2 separate regions of the Homo sapiens genome follow, and region 2 is linked to region 1. The links are chromatin contacts, found by Hi-C or POLR2A ChIA-PET in ENCODE. All regions are on one chromosome and are shown on one strand. Each heading gives the region's core, a stretch centred on a gene start or an enhancer-like site at or near the end of the contact. The rest is flanking DNA. Distances are from core to core; before and after follow the strand shown.

Region 1 (6,097 bases), core at 1,390-3,889:
CAAAAAGAAAAAAAAAAGTGAGTTTCCCAGAAAACAAACACCAGCCACACAGAGAAACGAAGTCTTTCTCCCAACCCCTGTGTGCAGCCAGATGCAGTAAAGTGGTTTCTCCACGTTGAATGAACAGGCGGGGCTGTCACAGCCAATGTGAGGGTTAAGGGAGCATCTGCAGCCGTCCCCGTGCAGGCAACAGCCGTACAAAGGTGGCCCACCCTCCACGGGACAGAGGAGTGGATGGCAAGATCAGCCTCAGCGACACAGGGCACTACGTGCCACAGTCCAGGTGACGGTCATTTCCTGGGCACTGTGCGAAGGGTGTGCCTTCTGTGCCTGCCCTTAGCAAATCCTCACAGCATGGCTACGAGGGGACTGCTATGACTGTTCTCATGACAGAGATGGGGAAACTGAGGCTCTGGAGGTCGTTGCCTACCTGGGAGGGGACAGTGCCAGGATTCAATCAGAGCGGAGAGCCACACAGACACACACCCATCTGGTCCTCCTACCATCCAGGCCCCTACACGCCCTCCACGAGTCCGGCAGCAGGGCCCCTAAACACCCCTCTACCGGCCCAGCAGCGGGACCCCTAGACACCCGTCCACCCCCCAGCAGCAGGGCTCAAGGGGCCTCTGTCAGGGTTCGTATTGCTGCCTGGCCAATGGCTCCAGAGACCCCAGGAAGTCTCTGGCTTGAACTTCCAGTGCAGGAGCTGAGCCAAGCCACCTGCCACAGCCACGGCCCCCTCCTCTTCCCATCTTCCCAAACCACAGCTGGGGAGGGGCAGCCCCCGGACCCAGCGAGTCCACCAGGCAAGGCTGGGCTCCTCCCAAGCCTCCTCTGTGCGGACCCAGCTGCCCTGCCTCTGCCCTGAGCCCCAGCCTGCAAGCAGCAGGGAATCCTGCCCGAGCAAGTCAGCCTGGGCAGCCCCTGGAACTCATATCAAAGGCAGCCACCTTGGTTCGAGGCCCAGCCCTGCTCCCCAACAGCTACCCTTCTCCTCAGTTTCTCCAGCCATAAAATGGAGTCCAGACTTCCCAGTCCCCGTGGGGCTCTGAGAACAGATCCGGGGAAGCCCTCTGCAGCAGTGACCGCCACCCCCGCCACCTGCACCTGACCACTGACATCCTGCGGGAAGAGGCGCTGGCTCCCAGGGAGGCCTCTGAGGGCTCCTGCTAAGCCGGTCCAGGCAGTGCTGGGTAATCATTACCCAGTGGGAAGGCGGCCCCTTCCCCTCTGGGCTTGCCTTTGTCAGCGCCCCCCAACCCGGCAGAGAAAGGCCCGGTCTCCTAGGAAACGCAGTCACCGCCAAAGGGCAGAGGCCTCGCTGCCCAGCCTGGAATCGCTGGTGACTCACTCTCCCTCCTTCCCAGGAACCACGTCCTAAGTCCCACTGGTGAATGGTCCCTCTCCACATGGAGTTGCCACTGCGCGCGGTGAGGGGCTGCTGAGCTGGCTGGAAGACCGCACCTCCTCGGCGCTGGGTGGACCCGGCTGCCACCCGCTCTGCCTCCCCCGACCTCTTCTAAGCTGCTCCCGGTAAGGATTCCGCGACCCCCGGAGAACAGGACGGAAGCCTCGATTCTCTCAAGTCTTAGCCAAGTTCCCTCTTAAGAGGCCAAGAAAAGCAGCTTCGTTCGGCTGGGCAGGCATTTTCCTGCCTGGCCCTGCGGCCGCACGCGTGCCTCCGCCGCGACAAAGGCCACACTCAGCGCCCGAAGGAGGGGTGGGGGTGTTGGGAAAGCGATGGGGGCCAGGACTGGGGCCAAGTGGCCCTGGGGATCCTCGAGGCGGCTCGACCCGGGAGCCAGGACTGGCGCCAAGTGGCCCGGGTCCGGGTCCGGGAAGAGGCGGAGGCCGGCGAGGGGGCGGTGCCCGGGGCCAACCCAGCTCCCTCCGGCCCCGAGGGCTCCCGCCCCGCGCCCCTCCCGGGCCCTCCAGCCGCGCCCCGGGCCGGCGCAGCGACCGCGCCCGCTCTTCCACCGGCGTCCGGCCAGGAGGCGCGAGGCCCAAGGATGCGACCCACGACGCGCACACCCGGCTCGGCAGGCTCCCTGGGAAATGAGGGGCCACTCGCAGGGCCCCGCAGAGCGAGCGCAGCGCCGGAGCCTCCCCCATCCCAGGCCGCGCAGACCGCGGAACCGGCGCACCAGAGCAGTGCCCGCGGGCGGCGGCGGCGCGACCCAGGCTGAGGGGACTTTGGCCAACTTCGCGCCTCCTGAGGTCGCGTCTCGGAGGCCCGGGGCGCACCCTCCAGCCGCCCGCCCGCGTCCCGGAGCCCGGCCGCCCCAGCCAGGGCGCCTGGGCCGCCGCCGCTGCGACCTCCGCGTTCAGTCCGCGCGTCGGGCAGCGCGAACGCCGCCTCCCCGGGGCCCTCCCGCCCGCCGGGCGCTCACCTGGGACATCTGCGGCCGGAAGTTGATGTCCTTGAGGTCGATGGAGCCGGGGGAGAGGTTGTGCAGCAGCTGGCACAGAAGGACCCCGTCGCGCAGCGCCTGCGCCAGGTCGAAGACCACGGCCGAGGGCCACACCACCCGGTGGTTGGGCGGCAGGACCTTGCAATCGATGAGCCAGCGGCCGCACTGCCGCCACTGCTCCATGGCGCCCGCGGGCCCGACCGGCTCAGGGCAGTGCTCGAGCCAAAGTGCAGCGGCCGCGGGGCATCCCGCCCGCGCGCGCGCGGGGCTCAGGGCCGGGGCGGGGCTTCGCGCGGGCTGCCCCAGGTCCCCCGCTGCGCCGCCGTGCGTCCCCTCCTCTTCCTCCTCCTACTCCTCGGGCTCCTCTCGGGCCGCCGCTCCCGCCCACGTGCGGCCGCGGGGCGGGCAACGGGCAGCGCGCCGGATCTCCCCGCTTCACACACGCAAGTGCCTGCGGGCCCCGGGCCGGGCTCCACGCAGCCAGTCGCCGCAGCGCTCCCCAATCCGCGCCGCCGGGCGCCGCATTCTGCGCTCGGGGCGCCCCGCGGCCGCCGCGGCTCCTGCCCCGCCCGAGACAAAGGCCCGGCGGGGTCGCTCGCTCCGCGCGTCCCGGGCCTGGGCCGCCCGCGTCGCCGCCGCTTTGTTCGCCCCACCCGCAGTCCCCACGCCCGGCGCTGCGACTCGACGACTCGGCGGCTCGGCGGCTCCACGGCTCCGGGGCGCTGGGGGCGCAGGGGGCGCGGCCACGGCCGGGCGGGGCAGGGGCGGGGCCGGAGCACTCGCCTGGCACCTCCCCGTGTCCCAAGCGCCGCCCCCGCCCCCCCACTTCCTGCCCCGCTACCGCCCGCGAAAGTTGCGGTGGGCGGGGGTTGCGGCGCAGGCCCAGGTCCGGCCGACTTTCTCCAAGGGCGCTCGGACTTTGGGGAGCCCTTCTCCCTGGGGGAGCGACCTCGCCCGTGGAGTGATGGCCGGGCGTCCCCCCGGGTGCCTTTGGTCCTCCGTGGAGGTCAGGAGGTGGTCCCTGTCGCGCTGGGCGCCCTCGCATGGCCGTTCGGTAACGACAGACTCGGGAGAGGGCACCGGGCTGGGCCGAAGCTTACTGAGCCCCCTTGGCCCATCAAGCCGCCCCGGCGGGATACCCGAGGCTGAGGCTGAAGGCACACGGGCCCAGGACTCCCAGAGCCCTCTTCCTGTCCTCCGCCCTGGCCGGGGGCCCATAGGAAGACCCCCGACCCTGCATAAAGGCCAGGATTCCCCAGCTTTTGGCCAAAGTCCTGGCCACTCGCAGCTGCCCAGCGGGCAGTTCCTGGCGTCCAGGGCGGAATGCGTGACATGAGTGAGGGCAGGAAGGTGCTCTCCGGCCCAGGGTCGCAGCCGGCCCCGGTGCTGATCCGCCCTGATCTCCCTTCTAGGCCACACCCTGGGTGGTGGGGGCGCGGTCTGTCCAGCTGGCAACGTGTGACGGTAGGAGGGGCTTCAAGGACAAACAGATTCTGCAACTGAAATTATATGGATCCTGGCTCAGCTGCCGGGAACCGCGGGTTTTCACTGCTGATTCACTGGGGGACACCAGGCAAGTCCAAGCCCTTCTCTGAGACTGGCTCAGCCCGGAGGCTGGGGTGCGGTGTCTGAGGGCTCCCACCCTGGACTCCGGTGGAATCCTGGGCCTGTATGAGCTGGGGCTGCACTGCAGCCCCCGGACCCCTTACCCCGTGGCTTCCCTGCGCAGGGGCCGGAACGGGGATGCGAGCGCAGAGAGGGTCCCCTGGGCCCAGGGCCTCCGATGGGGGTCCTGTCCTGGAAATTGGTCTCTGCAGAGTCAGACTCACCCCTTCTCCACTGAGGTGGAAGCAGGGGGTCCCAGCTTAGGGTCTGGCCCGTAGAGAGAGGTCAGGAAGGAGCTGGCCCCTGCAGCAGTAAACTCAGGCCAGGTGGCTGGTGAGGCGGGGGCTCAGGTCTCTTGCCCTTCCCCGAGGAAGCAGCAGTGGGCACCTTTAGGGCAAGGGGGAGAGCTTTCCTCACCGAAGCAAGATGGGGCAGCAGGTGGACCCATCAGCATCTCCCTAAGAAATCAGAAAGCCAGGAGTGAAACCTGAGCGGGGCCCTCCAGCCCCATCTGAGAGCCTACACTGATCCCTCCTCCTGCAAAGCCTCATCCCCTCCTCTCTAGAGCGGGGAGACCCGGCTCCCACTGGACTTGCTTGTGAAGAATGGACGGATAAATTACCCAGAGGCTTCCCACTGTGCTGGGACAGAAAGGGCTCAGAGAGGAAGAAGAGCTACCCACTCTCCCAACCCCTCGCCTGGACCGCCGGCGCATTGATGCACTAAATGTCTCTTTCCCCAGGTGGCTCCCTCAGCAAGAAGGGGGCCTCTGTCCTCACGGTCCTGGGCCTGCCTGCTCTGGCCAAGAGGACCAGCCAGGTCTGGGACCCAGGCAGCCGCCCGCCAACAATGCCATGGGTACCTGCTGCCCCCTGGTGGTGCTGTCACCACGGGGCACCTGGCTGCACCCAGGAGGGGCTGCACAGAAAATCTGGGGTTGACCGTTGAGAAGACCCAACTCAGGAGACACAGACTTCACCACAGTGGCCCTGAGCCACTCAGGCCTCCCTGGTTCCCAGGTCCTGATCGGCATAGGACATTCACCGGCCCTGTGCACCTCCCAGAATCCTTGGAGGCTCTGAGGGCAGGATGGATGTGAATCAAAGAACAAAAGTTTGGTGGGGCCAGGTACAGCAGCTCAAGCCTGTAGTCCCAGCACTTTGGGAGGCTCAGGCAGGCAGATGGCTTGAGTCCAGGAGTTCAAGACCAGCCTGGGCAACACAGTGGGTCCCTGTCTCAAAAATAAAATAAAAGGTAAAGAAAATGGGGCAGGAGCTCCCTTTGTAACCTTTAGTGTGAGTGTAATGATGAACAGGTTGAGACTGTGGACTCAAGGCACATGCCAGGAAGACTAATAGAGAGGACGCTGTTTGGGAAAATCCTACCACCATCCATGTCCACTTGGACTCAGGGCTGTCTGCCAGGACTGCCTGCTGCACACCTCCAGGGGGCGAGAGTCCCATCACACCTTGGAGATGGGCTCCAGGGGGAGCTGCTTACACAGACTGCCAGTGAGCAGCTGCCAGTCCAGCCGAGCAGATTAAACCAGGGAGCAAGAAGTGCCAGCATGGGCCACATACCCCAAGTATGGGGGAGGGTCACAGGTGGCGGAGGAGGGCACCAGGCAGGGCACACCCGGGGAGGGAGCAGCAAGGCTTCCAGGAGAAACTGAGGTTTGAGTTGACAACCAGAGATTGATCATGGTTGCAGTGACTAGGAGAGGGTGACATGGAGGATGGAGAGCTTGGACAGGAGTTGATTTTTAAACCACAAAGGAATTCAGTGTTGCCATGATCTCAGGCATTGAACAATAAACCGCAGTGTCCTCCTGAGCTCCTGTCTCATTCTCCCCGGCAGCCATGTGGGCAGCGAGTCCCAGCAGTCCACCTTCCTGTTCTGTCCAGCATCTGCCCCCTCCTGGCCCACCCCCACCAAGCCCCAGGCCCCCTCTCCTTGGACCCGCTTCCACCCTTCCACCTGTCCTCCGCAGCCAGCAAGGACCCAGTCGGCCCTCAGTGACACCCTGTCTCTCTTCTGCGCGGATGGGCACCTCGGGGCTCCCGCCTCACTGGAGGTAAAAT
Region 2 (6,097 bases), core at 1,066-3,565, 57 kb before region 1:
ACTCCAGCATACTAAGTGCTTACTAAATACGTGGTAAATTATATGCTTAACAGAATGATAGATGGATGAATGAACTAATGAATGGGTGGATGAATGGTGGATGGATGGATGAATGGATGGGTGGATGGATGAATGGATGAGTGGATGGATGGATGGATGGATGGTGAATGGATGGATGAATGATGGACGAATGGATGAGTGGATGGATGGATGGATGGTGGATGGATGGATGGATGGTGGATGGATGGACAAATGGATGGGTGGAAGGACGAGTAAATGAGTGGGTGGATGGATGGATGGATGAATGGACGGATGGGTGGATGGGTGGACGGATGGATAGATGAATGATGGATGGATGGATGGATGGTGAGTGGGTGGATGGATGGATGGTGGATGAATGGATGAGTGGATGGATGAATGGATGGGTGGATGGGTGGATGGATGGACGGATGGTGGATGGATGAATGATGGATGAATGGATGAGTGGATGGATGGATGGATGGTGGATGGGTGGAAGGATGGGTGGATGGATGGATGGATGAATGATGGATGGATGGATGGGTGGATGGATGGATGGATGATGGGTGAATGGATGGATGGATGGATGGATGGTGGATGGATGGATGAATGGATGGAAGGATGGGTGAATGGGTGGGTAGATGGATGGATGGATGGATGGACGGATGGGTGGATGGGTAGATGGATGGACAGATGAATGATTGATGGATAGATGGATGGTGAGTGGATGAATGGCTGGATGGATGGATGATGGATAGATGGATGGATGGATGGATAAATGGATGGATGAGTGAATGAACGAATAAATGAATGCTTTTTGTCTTCCCAAGGAATGACTCCCACAACATGAGAGACTTGGGGAGCCGGGAGGCAGCTGTTTAGAAAATGAATGACAACAAACCCAGAGCCCAGACAAGATCTGAAACACCACAGACCTCCTTAAATAATAGGGGAAACGGCATTTCCTAAACCAGCCAGAGACACCAGCCAGCTGTGATGGTGAATTTTAGGTGTCAACTTGACTGGATGAAGGAACACCTGGAGAACCGGGGAAGCATTGTTTCTGGGTGTGGCTGTGCGGGTGTTTCCAGAGGAGACTGGCCTGTGAGCAGGTGAGGAGATGCCCTTCCTGTGGGCGGCACCATCCAAGCAGCTGGGAGCTCAGACAGAACAAAAAGCCAGAGAAAATGTGATTCCCTCTCCCTCTCCTGGAGCTGGGACTCTTGGTCTCCTGCCCCCAGACATCAGAACTCCAGGCTCTCCAGCCTTTGGTCTCCAAGACTTGCCCCACAGGTTCTCAGGCCTTTGGCCTTAGACTGAAGATCACACCATTGCTTCCCTGGTTCTGAGGCTTTGGGACTGGGGCCAAGCCCTGTCACCCCCGTTCCTGGGTCTCCACCTCGCAGAAAGCCTGCTGGGGGCCCTCCACCTCCACAGTCGCGAGAGCCGATGCTCCTAATCGGCCCCTCTTGTCTGCCTCTACCCGGCTGCTTCTGTCTCTCTGGTCTCTGGAGGGCCCTGACTAATGCGCCGGCCAGTCGGTCAGGCTCCTTTCAGCCCTGAATGCTGTGAATGTAAGTAGGAGCCGATCAGACAAGGAGTAAGAGAGTCAGCTCTGCCCCTGGTAGCCCTGGAGTCCCCAGCCCCACACCCCCTCGGTTACCCCTGACCAGCCCCACCCACCCCAGACGACAGTCAGTTCTGACTGCAGAGCTTTGTGTTCTGGGGAGAAACAGCTGCCACCCCCGTCCTGGGCAGGCCAAGGGTGGGAGGAACAGGGGGAGGGCACGCAGCCATATCTTCATGGTCTGAGGTTGCTGGAGGCCGCCGAGCTCATTTGGAATGGCCAGGGCGTCCCAACTGGGCTGAGCTCATGAATGACAAAAGATGAATCTGGACGTGTAGGAAACGCTCAGTAAATGCCCCGAAAAAATGAAAGGGGCATTCGCTCTTCATCTCTGTGGCCAGAGGGACCGATGCATGGAATGGCCAAGTAAGGAACCAGGCCTATCAGCCCCGCCCTCCACACCGGCTCCTTGTGGTCAACAAGCTGGGAGTCCGGGAGGCCAGAGACCAGCAGCCTCGGCAAGTCCCCTCCCTGCTCTGACCCTTCCTCCCCTCTGTCCACGGCAGGGACTGCAACAAATACGCCCCGGCCCAGCAAGAGGTCCCCAGGAGTCTGAGCACCTGGGCAGACCAGGCCGCAGGGAGGAGCTGGGCTTTTGCTTGTGTTTTGTTTTTCCAGAACACCTGTCCCGGAGAAGCCAGGAGGCGCTGGCAGAGCAGAACCGTCAGGCTCCAGACCGTGGTGAACGTCCCAGCTCCCCAGCCTCCGCTGGCCCCAGGCCAGACTCCATTTGGAAGTGCTGACCACAGCTTGACCACGGTAGGAAAAACATCCAGGGAAGGAAGCAAGCACCGCCACAGAGACAGGGCTGGCGGGGCCGAGGCCAGGCCCACGCTGAAGGGCAAGTGCGGGTTCCGGCTCCATTGCTCCCAAGTGTGCCAGCACCCAGCACACGGTCCCAGGGGGCCCGGTCCCCAGCCAGCTGTCCCTGACACACCACAGGCCACATTCACGCGGGCTCCAGGAGGCAAAGGGCATGGCTCAGATGCGGAGACCAGAAGCAGCAAGGCCCCAGAGTGGCGGGGCCCTGGGGCACGTGCGGTGCTGAGACCCTGCACACATGGCTTGACCCGCTCAAGGGAACTTTGAGGGTGGGAGTGTCACCGCCATTTTACAAATGGGACTTGGAGAAGCTGAGTCACTTGGGCGAGGCCGCACCCTGGGATGGCAGGGCTGGGACTCAAAGCCAGCCTGCCGGGGTCCAAGTCCATGTGCTCAGCCACCTGCTCTGTCTCCCAAAGGTGCAGCCATTGCGTCTTTTTTTTTTTTTTTTTTAAGACAGAGTCTCACTCTATCACTCAGGCTAAAGTGCAGTGGCGTGATCTCTGCTCACTCCAACCTTCACCTCCTGGGCTCAAGCAACTCTCCTGCCTCAGCCTCCCAAGTAGCTGGGATTACATACGCCCACCAGCACACCCAGCTGCTTTTTGTATTTTTATTAGAGACAGGGTTTCACCGTGTTGCCCAGACTGGTTTCGAACTCCTAACTTCAAATGATCCGCCCACCTCAGCCTTCCAAAGTGCTCAGGTTACAGGCGTGAGCCACCATGCCCGACCCAGCCATTGCATCTTTATGTATAAAATAGTGGAGAGAAAAACAGTAGGCACTGCCATCTGTGTGTGGAAGTCTGGACTTGTTTTAAGCGACCGGTGGGGGGCGGCAGGAGCAGCAACCTGCACTTCACAAACACCTCCTGTGGACCTCATCCAGTCTCCTCAGCTCAGCCCGGGGGTCTGCACGGTGACATCACCTCCATTCCCAGCACCCCACACCATGACTCATGGTCCAAACCCGCCGTCTACTCCCAGCTCCCCATGAGAGATGCCACAGCTTGGCCAGCACCACCACTGACCGCCACGGTGAGACATGGGGAGACCAGAGGCCAGCATGACAAGAAGCCCCTTCTGCAGCCCCTCAGAGCCGCAGCCGCCTCACTGGAAACCATGGACGATGACAAGGGCTGCCCATTTGCAAACTGCTTGGCCACACAGCTGGTAAGTTGAATAATGAGAGTTTAATCCAAATTTATGTACGTCTTACATCACTGCATTCCGCCATAGCAAATTAAAAGCAAAATGAAATTATATACTGAATACGCTGCATTTTAACTGTTGGCCAAGAAGTAGGTTTGGCCAGGGTTTTCCTGTATTTTTCTCTTTACAGTTATCATAAATACCAGTTGAGTGTCTAAGTATGTGTGTACATGTGAGACTGTGTGTGTGTGAATGTGTGTGATATGTCCGTGTTGGGGGGCTGTCCATGGATGTCTGTGTGAATGTGTATGGGTGACTGTATGTCTGTGAATGTGTGTGTGTTAAGTTGTGCATGTCTGGGTGTGGGTGTGAACATGGAAGACGGGTTCAAGTGTGTGTATGTGTGTTTGTGTGTGGTGTGTCCATGGATGTCTGTGTCAATGTGTGTGTGTGAGACTGTATGTCTGTGTGTGTGTGTATGTGAGCTGTGTGTGTCTGAGTGTGAGTGTGAACATGTGTGGGGTGGGTGCAAGAGTGTGTGCGTGTGAGTGTGTGTGCGCGTGTGAGAGTGTGTGTGAGAGTGTGTGTGTGTGTGTGTGTTCTGAAGGACCTTCACTAAGTCCAGAACCATCAGCCTCTCCATTACCCAGGGTGCTGCAGGCAAATTCATCTCTGCTGCTTGCAGGGAAGGAACAGGAGAGAGTTCCAACTCATTTCAAAACAAATCTGTAGGAATTGAGAAGCCACTTACAGGAAAGAAACAGGCCCAGGCCATTCAAGCCTCCCTGACTCCAGCCCAGCAGGCAAGCCCCTGGACAGCAGGACCCACAGGCCTCAACAGGGCATCAAACTCCCAGGCAGGTGCGCTGCTGCAGGGAGGGGGCTCAGTGAGTCATTTAAGGGACACAAACTTCTAAGGATTCGATGATTACACAGAGATGGGCTCATGAAGAGGTCCCCAGATCTCACGTCTGGAGAATTCCAGGAGCGAGGAAGGGAAGCGCCAAGCCTGGTGGCTCCGGGATCGCCCTTGTTCCAGGTCCTGACCTGAGGCCGTGCAGCACTTCCACACGCTCCTCTCAGAACCGACTTCTCAGCATGCGCCACTGCAAACCCAAATTCCCTCTGCGCCTCACAAATCATGTATTCACAGAGCATTTCCTTAGATACCAAGTCCCTGATAATGATGCTCAAATAAACCAGGCAGTAAATATCTTGTTACTTCCCATCAGCAGGTGGAAATCCATTCTCCCGGTGGTCCAGGAAGCAGTGTCTCCTAGAGGCAGCCCAACAGCAGGCGGGGGCCTGGGGCCTCCTCGGCCACCGTCAGCACCTCCGGCGTCCAGCCCCGAATCCATCAGGAAGCTATTGAGACCCTGATCCCATCCATTTAAAAAGAGTAACCGTGGAGCTGCTGGGCTCTGGAAGGCAGGTGGCCCCTGCGTCCCTCTGTACCCAGGCTCACCAGGAGGCCACCAATGAACTACAGCCTCCCAGGGCCTTTGCACCTGCCAGCCTCAGGGTCCCCTCATGTGCACCAGCCCGGCTCCTGCATGCAGGACTGGTGCCATGTGAGGCTTCCTGAGAACACAGAGACACTTCCCGGGGTCACCACTGGAGAATACCCCCTCTTTGCCCAATACCTTCCCAGAGTCAGAGACAGTTCTGCTTGTCCCGGGGTAACCGAGATAATCCATTTACAGAGCACACAGTAGGCGCTTTCCCCTCCTCATCTCCCCAGCCCCTTAGGAGGTGGTACTAACTTCGACCCATTCTCAGAGGAAGAATCAAGATTCAGGGCAGGAGGTAAATGCTCAGCATCCCCTGGCTAGAACCACAGGGCCAGGGTTGTCTGCACTCTGCTCTTCCCCCACCCGCCTGAATTCGTCACGCCTGGCCTCACCATGACTGGAGAGAGAAAGGGGCCATCCCGTTGTCCCAGCCCCGACACACAAATCTGGCTTTCACACCTTCCTGTTTGTAACAGGACCTGCCTGCACCTCCCGGACATGAGGGTGCAGAAATCCACTGGCTCTGTGTTGGAGCCAATCAGGCTGCTCCATGGATCTGGCCCACCTGCCGCTGAGCCGGCAAATCGGCCACCACAGCTGAGCGACCGAGGCTGGAGAGAGTGACTGCTCACCTTTCCAAAGTCTCGCACATCGAAGAGGTCAAAGGGGTCAAACAGCTCGCTGTTCCTTAATCCAAATTTATCGTGGCAGACTTTCAGGAAGGTGCGTATGTTCTTCAAACACAGAAACTAAAGGGAAAAAACAAAGGGAGGGCAAGGAAAAACTTATTAAAACTGTAAGCTCTGTAAAAACCGTAACAGCAACAGCAGCAAGCTCTGGCTTCCGTGCGCCAGCACATCCAAGCTCATTCCTGTTTTCTCAAGGAGGAAATGGGCTCAGAGAGATGACGAAACCCCCCGTCCCAAGGCTGGGGGGTGAGAAGCCAGGCCTGGATGGAAGTGGAAGC

What was found. Hi-C counts contacts between places; a loop is a spot of excess contacts on that map. ChIA-PET counts read pairs that join two places held with the same protein, here RNA polymerase II (POLR2A). Pooled maps may share reads with other maps.
Region 2: a loop to region 1 is called in a map of thyroid gland, with 3 times the contacts of the local background. The contact joins the enhancer-like site here to the promoter of VAV2 in region 1. A Hi-C loop is called at or near these places in 15 of 168 maps with a recorded cell type or tissue (B cell, Caco-2, GM12878 and 12 more), 28 of 37 single-sample maps with no recorded cell type and 11 of 50 pooled maps. POLR2A ChIA-PET finds 5 or more read pairs at or near these places in 10 of 52 experiments (B cell, GM12878, H1 and 7 more).

The regions. Positions count from the first base shown.
Region 1 is chr9:133,989,685-133,995,781 of GRCh38, forward strand. VAV2 (vav guanine nucleotide exchange factor 2) reads right to left here and starts at 2,640. Exons shown (of 30, transcript NM_001134398.2): 1 at 2,391-2,640. The coding sequence starts at 2,594. RefSeq lists enhancers at 1-226, 955-1,682, 1,683-2,410, 3,139-3,866, 3,763-3,952 and 1 more and silencers at 1,793-2,232, 2,273-2,362, 2,633-2,782, 2,843-2,942, 3,043-3,352 and 1 more.
Region 2 is chr9:133,933,341-133,939,437 of GRCh38, forward strand. VAV2 (vav guanine nucleotide exchange factor 2) reads right to left here. Exons shown (of 30, transcript NM_001134398.2): 2 at 5,763-5,879. Among named protein-coding and RNA genes, the nearest start is that of VAV2, 56 kb to the right of the region's middle. Within about 2 kb of position 2,316, at least 17 of the 41 ENCODE cell types and tissues checked have a DNase peak (open chromatin) inside an H3K27ac peak, as active enhancers do; they include heart right ventricle and thyroid gland, where a contact is called at or near this core.